Regions from separate parts of the Homo sapiens genome. Here region 1 is linked to region 2. The links are chromatin contacts, found by Hi-C in ENCODE. All regions are on one chromosome and are shown on one strand. Each heading gives the region's core, a stretch centred on a gene start or an enhancer-like site at or near the end of the contact. The rest is flanking DNA. Distances are from core to core; before and after follow the strand shown.

Evidence for each region. Hi-C counts contacts between places; a loop is a spot of excess contacts on that map. Pooled maps may share reads with other maps.
Region 1: a loop to region 2 is called in a map of naive thymus-derived CD4-positive, alpha-beta T cell, with 17 times the contacts of the local background. The contact joins the promoter of MTMR14 here to the promoter of ITPR1 in region 2. A Hi-C loop is called at or near these places in 1 of 168 maps with a recorded cell type or tissue (naive thymus-derived CD4-positive, alpha-beta T cell), 1 of 37 single-sample maps with no recorded cell type and 6 of 50 pooled maps.

What each region holds. Positions count from the first base shown.
Region 1 is chr3:9,648,254-9,652,341 of GRCh38, reverse strand. MTMR14 (myotubularin related protein 14) reads right to left here and starts at 2,837. Exons shown (of 19, transcript NM_001077525.3): 1 at 2,600-2,837. The coding sequence starts at 2,758. RefSeq lists silencers at 2,673-2,772, 2,873-2,982 and enhancers at 2,854-3,023, 2,310-3,205, 3,013-3,242.
Region 2 is chr3:4,491,824-4,495,740 of GRCh38, reverse strand. It overlaps ITPR1 (inositol 1,4,5-trisphosphate receptor type 1), which reads right to left and starts at 2,393. Exons shown (of 62, transcript NM_001378452.1): 1 at 2,136-2,393; 2 at 1,235-1,310. It overlaps ITPR1-DT (ITPR1 divergent transcript), which reads left to right and starts at 2,578. Exons shown (of 2, transcript NR_108075.1): 1 at 2,578-2,957. RefSeq lists silencers at 462-756, 2,055-2,324.

The sequences.
Region 1 (4,088 bases), core at 1,588-4,087, 5.2 Mb before region 2:
ATTTTGATCACAGTTCAGAGAAAAACACAACAGAAAAAAGGCATAAGAACTGTAACATCAAGAAGTTTGCAAGAGGGCCAGGCATGGTGGCTCACGCCTATAATCCCAGCACTTTGGGAGGCACCGAGGAGGGCAGATCACTTCTGATCAGGAGCTTGAGACCAGCCTGGCCAACAGGTGAAACCCTTTCTCTACTAAAAATACAAAAATTAGGCTGGGTGCAGTGGCTCATGCCTGTAATCCCAGCAGTTTGGGAGGCCAAGGCGGGCAGATCACGAGTTCAAGAGATTGAGATAATCCTGGCCAACATGGTGAAACCCCATCTCTATTAAAAATATAAAAATTAGCTGGGCATGGTGGCGGGCGCCTGTACTCCCACCTACTGGGGAGGCTGAAGCAGGAGAATCGCTTGAACCCAGGAGGCGGAGGTTGCAGTGAGCCGAGATCACGCCATTGCATTCCAGCCTGGGCGACAGAGTGAGACGCCATCTCAAAAAAAAAAAAAAAAATTAGCCAGGCATGATGGTGCATGCCTGTAGTCCCAGCTACTAGGGAGGCTGAAGCAGGAGGATCGCTTGAATCCAGGAGGTGGAAGTTGCAGCGAGCCAAGATCGCACCACTGCACTCCAGCCTGGGTGACAGAGGGAGACTCCTTCTGAAAAAAAAAGTTTGCAAGAAGTTAGTCCAAAGGTAGTGAGTTATCTCAATCGATTGTTCAGTTACAGATCTAACTCCCTGTTCTGCCTGAATTGTTATAAATACATATAAATATATATACATCTAAGTTTGCAGGAGATCAGAAGGCCTGGAGAGATAATTAAGGCCAGCCGCAGCCAATATGAGGTGTAACTTATGCTAACCCTAATCTTCAGGGTCATGTAAGTTGGAAGAGGGGTCCAGAAAAACCAATGACCTACAGCCACTCAAAAGACCCTTACTGGCCAGGTGTGGCGGCTCACGCCTGTAATCCCAGCATTTTGGGGGGCTGAGGTGGGAGGATTGCTTGAGCTTAGGAGTTTGAGACCAGCCAGGGCAATATAGCGAGACCATGTCTCTAGGAAAATAAAGAAAAATTAGCCAGGCATGGTGGTGTGTACCTGTGGTCCCAGGTGCTTGGCAGGCTTAAGTGGGAGGATCGCTCAAACCCAGGATTTCGAGGCTGCAGTAAGTCATGGTTGCACCACTGCAATCCAGCCTGGGCAGCAGAGCGAGACCCTGTCTCAACACAAAAAACAAAAACAAACAAACAAAAAAGCCAGGCGCGGTGGCTCACGCCTGTATCCCAGCACTTTGGGAGGCTGAGGTAGGCGGATCACCTGAGCTCAGGAGTTCAAGACCAGCCTGGCCAACCTGGGGAAACTCCATCTCTACTAAAAACTACAATAATTAGCTGGGCGTGGTGGTGGGGTCCTGTAATCCCAGCTACTTGGGAAGTTGAGGCAGGGAGAATTGCTTGAACTGGGGAGGCGGAGGATGCAGTAAGCTGAGATTGCGCCACTGCACTCCAGCCTAGGCGACAAAGCGAGACTCCTTCTCAAAAGAAAAAAAAAAAAAAAGCAAATTCCAGGATCCCACCCCCAGAAATTCTGACTTGGTAGGACTGGGTGGGACTAAGGAATCTCTGTTTTCACAAAGTATCCCATAAGCACAAATTTTAAAAGTACCCCAGATGATCATTAAACAGGTGGTCCCCAGACTATACTTGGAAAAATTACTTGGCCATTTGGAGAGTGAGGAAGTCCAATCCTTACTGAAGTCTTCCCTGGGTTACTTCAGAGACTACAAGATGCCAACTACAGAATAGCAACTCACGGTAATCTCTGAGGTCAAATCAGAGTTCTGTGGTGCAGGATGGAACAGAATTCCACTGGAAAACTTGGTGCTAAAGCTGCCAAAACCACGTGGGGGAATGAGATGGCAGGGTCGGCAAGATTCCCACCGCACTGCCAGCCAGTGCTTAGGGTGGGGATGGCCTGAGCTGACAGGAAGCCCTCCAGGTCTGGCGATAAGACGACTGGGTGGAAATCCCAAAGGGAGCAAAAAGAGGAACGGAGACCTGCTTTAGATAAAGGAACTGAAAGGGAGTGTGGGTTGTCTTCCTGCTCTATAGGGGAAGGAAAGGGATGGGCCTAAGTCATGCTGAGACCTTATAAGGGGGCAGCACACTGGGTTCACCTCCTGGCTCCATTCTGACCTCTGACCCCGAGGAATCGTCTCCCTATTTTTCTTAGCTTTTTCTTGGGGCTTTTTCCCTGACACAACTCATCCTACGGCACCTGAAGCAGGGAATAGACCTTCCTTAGGTCCTCCTCTCTGATCTTTGAACCTGGCCCCTCAGCTTGATCTCTCACCTCCAGACCCCTTCTCAAACAAGAAGGACCTCTTTGCTGGGCTCATTCTGACCCCAGTTCCTCCTTTTATGGTTGTCAAGACCGACTCTTATACTCCGGATACAGACCCTGGAGAACTCCTCTCTCTCTCTCCTCTTCCTCAGCGGCGAGGTACCACTCCTACCTTTTTCTGACCCCTGGCCTCAGCCTTTCCTCTGTAACTTCCCAAGTTAGGAGCCTTCCCCAGCTCATCGCACCTCCAATCTCACCTTAGAGCCGCCGGTCCCGCTGCCATCCTTGGCCCGGTACTGAGTCCGGGAGAACTCCTCCAGCAGCTCCCCAAGCCCCAGCTCCTGAGGCGGCTGGTTGCCTGAAGAGGCCGAGGACCCCGCCGAGGCAGCGGCGGCGGCGGCCCGAGCGCCGGCCATGGCCCAGCCCCGCGTCCCCTCAGTGTGCCTCAAGCGGGCCCATGGCACCTGCCTGCACCCAACTCCGACACTAGAACCTCCGGAACCGCCTCAGCCACCGCCTTCTACTTCCACTTCCACTTCCGGCCCCGCCCCGTCCCGCCGGATGTTTACTCCGACTCTGGCCAATCGGAGCTCTGGACCCGCGCCCCGCCTACGATTACTGGCCCGCCCCCGGCGCAGAGCGATCCTTCTATCCACCAGGGAGGCCACTGGCTGATACCGCGTGATCCGCCCCAAGGGGTTTCCCCCGGGGAAGCCGGGCTCAACCATTGGGCTGCCGGGGGAGGGGGGTAGCAGGAAGGAACCATTGAAAAGAACCAGAGGAAAAGTGGAATCAACAATTACAGGGAAGCCGAGCGTGGTGGCTCACACCTGTCATCCCAGCACTTTGGGGGGCCGAGGCGGGCGGATCACTTGAGGCCAAGAGTTCGAGACCAGGCTGCCAAAATGGTGAAACCGCATCTCTACTAAAAATAAAAAAATTAGCCGGGCATGGTGACACCCACCTGTAATCCCAACTACTTGGGAGGCTGAGGCAGGAGAATCGCTTGAACCCATGAGGCTGAGGTTGCAATGAGCCGAAATCGAACCACTACACTCCAGCCTGGGTGACAGAGCAATACTCTGTCTTAAGAAAAAAAAAAAATTACAGGGCGAGGAGGAGAGAACGCTTGGAGGCAACAAATTAGTACTAGAAACCATAATGGCAGTGGTTACCAATATTAAAACATTTCAGCCGGCCGCGGTGTCTCACGCCTGTAATCCCAGCACTTTGGTAGGCCGAGGCAGGCGGATTATGAAGTGAGGCATTCGAGACCAGCCTGATCAACGCAGTGAAACCCCGTCTCTACTAAAAATACAAAAATTAGCCGCGCGTGGTGGCAGGTGCCTGTAATCCCAGCTACTCGGGAGGCTGAGGCAGGAGAATTGCTTGAACCCGGGAGGCGGAGAGTGAGCCGAGATCGCGCCACTGCACTCCAGCCTGGGTGACAGAATGAGACTCCGTCTCTAAAACAAAAACAAAAACACAACATTTCATAAAACCCTTTCTCCCCCTGCTGCTCACAACATCCCTGTGAGTACAGTGCATTATATCATCAGCCCTATTTTATTGAGGTAGAAACTGGGAGTCAGGGAGGTGAAGCGACTGCCTTGAAATTCTGTGATGAGAAGCCTCTCATTATTATTATTATTAGAATATTTCAGACATTCGCAAAAGTGGAGACAATAGTATAATGAACCCTCATGTACCCATTAACTGGTTTTGAACAATAATCAACATCTGCTT
Region 2 (3,917 bases), core at 1,144-3,643:
CTCTCTGCACCTCAGTTTCTTCACCTGCATCTGACGCACAGGGTTTCTGAGATACATGGCTCTGGACCTGGCTTACAAGTACTTAATGTGTCCATCTTATTATTTTTAGCAACCAGTTAGAAAAGAGTCTGTGGACCAGTTTTTCCTTGCTGTACAGCTAATTCTGAAAAGGGGAACTGGGCCTAATCCTTGGCTCTATGAGCACCCACACAGCCATGTGAGTCAACAGAACTCCAAGAAGAAACTAGAGTTCTCACATCCAAATGCTTCTCACTCCGCCAGTACTCCTGAGGATCTTATCAACAGGAAACAAAAGCACTATACCACTATAATGAAGTGTCTGACTTTTATTTTCTCATTAGAAAAGCCCAAAGATTGTAGCCCAGGGAACAGCTAAATATTTAGAATGTTAAAAAAGTTATTAAGACCCAGCCACCCACCCCCACCTACCTCTGTTACCCTGTTATTTACCATGTTCCTGAACATTTCAGGAGAAAAAACTCCTGATAGCCAAATCTGCAGCAATAGTGATGTACGTGCACCCGTTGAAACCTCCCACTCTTCAAATGCAGTCTGACCATTTTGGGGAAAAAATAGGAACTGTTGTGTTTACAGATAAATGCTGCTCTCAGCTCATATTCCACCACGGGCCCCAAAACAACAGGGACCTGCCAGATTCCTTGACACTCAGGTGGCTTGAGTCAAGGGCTGGATGCTACCACCTTAAGCTTCAATAACTCACTTCCCTTTTTAAAGTTCTAATTCTTTCAACTTGCAGCAACCACTTTCATTTCTTGCAATCCAACCTACTCTGATTAAGCACACGTTCAAAATTAGAAAAGAGTGACTATTTCTTGAAGGAGAGAGGCAGTTAATACTGCTTACACATTTTGGCATATGAAATGCACTGTATCCTTCAGAATTTAAATCATCAGCATGCTTTTCAGACCGGCAATGGGCCGCCGTTTTATTGCTCCATTTAATGGCCTTTTCCCCTCCTCTCTCATAAACTTTCAGGCTCCTTCAATTCTCAGCTACTTCCAAGAAACGGACTGTCCACTGGACCTCTGCTCCCAAAAGCCCTCACCAAAGGCAGAGGCAAATTTTGAAGACTGAGCCACGGAGTTTCTTTTTCTTTCTTACTCCCCACCTCCTTGGCGGTTTAGATAGAACTTAAAATAGGCTTAGGACAAAAACTCATTATTGACTACAGCACTCAGGCTTCCACACTCACCTGACCTGGGTCAGGCACTCTGTTGCCAAAGCAAGCCCAGCGAGGGGTGCAAATCCTGCTCCTCTGTAGTCAGCTCCTAAATATTTAGAAAGAAAGAAGACTGAGTACCAGACCGCGGAAGATGAGCTCTAACAGAAATGCTCCAAATTACAAGTTTCCACCTTCTTTAGCCTCCTTCACTGGGGACAGCCCCCCCGCCCCCAAACTTGGTAGGCAGGTTGGTGGGATCGCTTGGGCGAAGATTCCAGGTAACTACGCTTACTTATTTCCAGGATGTAACTGACAATTGAGACTAGGCACGCACAAACTTCGAACGTGCGGGAGGCTGGAACTAAGGGAAGTGTTTGGCAGATCCCAAAGCACTTGTTTCCCGGCGAGAAGGCCAAGTATCCGAAGCCCGCATCCTCATTGGACATGAGCTTCGTCCACACTTCATCCCTCACCGCTTCTCCGGTTTTCTTCCGTTTTTAAAAACCCTCCCCACGGGGGGCCCCTACACATGCATTATTCTCCCAACCACGGAGCGCAAGAGAGGGATACATTTTTAGAAAGATTATTTCCTTGAGCAGACTCACATATGACACCCCCACAACCTCTCTTCAAAAAAAAAAAAAAAAAAAGAACTATTTCCTGCAGCTGCAGCAACAGTTTCCAACTTGGGGGAATGCCACATCAGACCAGAATGGGGAGCCCCCAAAGCCACGCACTAGAGTAGAGGATATTTGTTTTTTAAGCTTCAAATGAGCTCCCCCCAAAACAACTGCCCGCAGTAAAGGAACCCCCAAATGCATGCCAAGTGCATGCACATCCATCAAGATCTCCCCGAGAGCGGGGCAAAAACTTCTGCGCCCGGGGAGCCAGTGCCAACTCCCCGCGCCCTCTGCCCGGCCCCAGCCGCTACCTTGGTGCCCGGGGAGCCACGCCGGTTTGGGGGAGCAGGGCGAGGAGAGGGGTTAGCAGCCGCTGGGTAATCCCATGTCCGCGAAGAGGGAGCTCGTTCCGTTAGGATGGAAGCGGAACACCCACACCTCCTCTCGGCGTGCGCTTTCTCTCTCTCCACCCCCTGCCTCCTCCTCCACCACCACCTCCTCCTCCTCCTCTCCTCCCACCCCAGCGAGCTTGAGGAAACGCTTCAGCAGCACATCCACATGGTTACTGCACTTTAAAGCGGCTCCGGGTGGCTTATATAGGCCGGGAAGCTCCCTGGGCAATGTAGTCCAAGTAGCGGGTCGTGGCGGCGCCTGAGGCTGCGGGGAGGGACTACAAGTCCCAGAATCCCCTGGGCGCCCGGGCTGGGCCCTAAATAGACGCGTGCGGGGACAGGGGAGGGGCGTCCTGCGAGGCTTTCAGGCTGCTGAGCCTGTTCCTTGGCTGGGGTCGGTAGGGCTTGGAGCCAGCCGTTCAAAGTCACCCCTGGGAAGCGCCCGCAACCCTTGGGGACGCCTCTCCTCCGGCTGCCCCCCTTCCCTGGAATCCAGGTGTCACTGGGGCCGGGGAGGGGCTAGGAGCTCGGATTTCTGCTTTGGGAAGTTTTTACAAGCCCACCCTCCCCCTGCCTTGGTTCCCCGAGCCAAGAATTTCAGAAATCCGGGGCACAAAAACGCCAGTGTTTGCGGTCAAGGATTAAAGGCGCGAGGTGTCTTTATTTAATCTGCTCCGCCCTGCTCGGGTTTGCACGAGAAACCAAGCCTGGGAGCGACGGTCCACGCAAGCGGAGACACAGGCAAGTCGCGTGAGAGCACTTTTCTGAGCCCGAGTTGCTTGTCTTTTATCGCCCGTGAGGAGGTAAAGAAAGGCAGACCTCTCCGGTGCACAAATAAAGGAGCCGTGTTGTGACTTGCCGGCTCTGAGATTGGGAGGCAGAAAATAAATACAAACCGCGACCTCAGTCCTGACCGTACCTCTAGCAGCCCCTCTGCTCCTGGGAGCTGTAAATGCTTAAGTAAATAAACCGCAAACCAGAAAAATAAGGGCTTAGGAAAGAGCCGCTCACACAGAGATGCGCATCCAGGCGGGGCGCTCTCCAAGAGCTCCGAATGGGGCAAGGTGGGTTTCACCCGCTGCCAAGTAATGCCTGGGCTCCCGGGCTACACGCTGCTTAGGGCTCCGGCTTTTGCAAGGAGGGGAAGAGCTAAGCCCGGAGGCAGTCAGCCGACTGCCCTGTCTTGCCTCAAATGACGTATATTCATTCCTCAAACGTTTCCTGAGTGTTTACTAGGTGCCAGGCGCTGGGGCATAGTGGTGAGCCAAACGCATTATAGCATCCCAGACAGGCACTTCCTGACGCCGCCTAAAGATCTGTTATAACAATAGTAATAATAATGATAATAATCAATGGGGAGGCTGATTTTATTGAGCCCAGACCACATGCAGTTTTCATGCGTCATGCTATTGAGTTTTACCAACTGTAGGTATATTTATTATATCTATTTGGCAGGTGCACAATCCAGGGCTCAGAGAAATCAGGTAACTTCCCAAATGACCCCTCGAGTTAAGTGGTACAGCCTGGACTCCCGTTCCAGACTCTACGTGTATGAAACCCTTGTCTTTGGGGAAATCCACCGCCATTGCCTTAAATAGCCTCTCTCCCCATTTAGGAGCAGCCTCTGAGCCCTTGGGCAAGTCATTTTCATCTCTTTGCCCCAGTTTTGCCATCTGAAGGAAATTCTTATTAGAATATGTC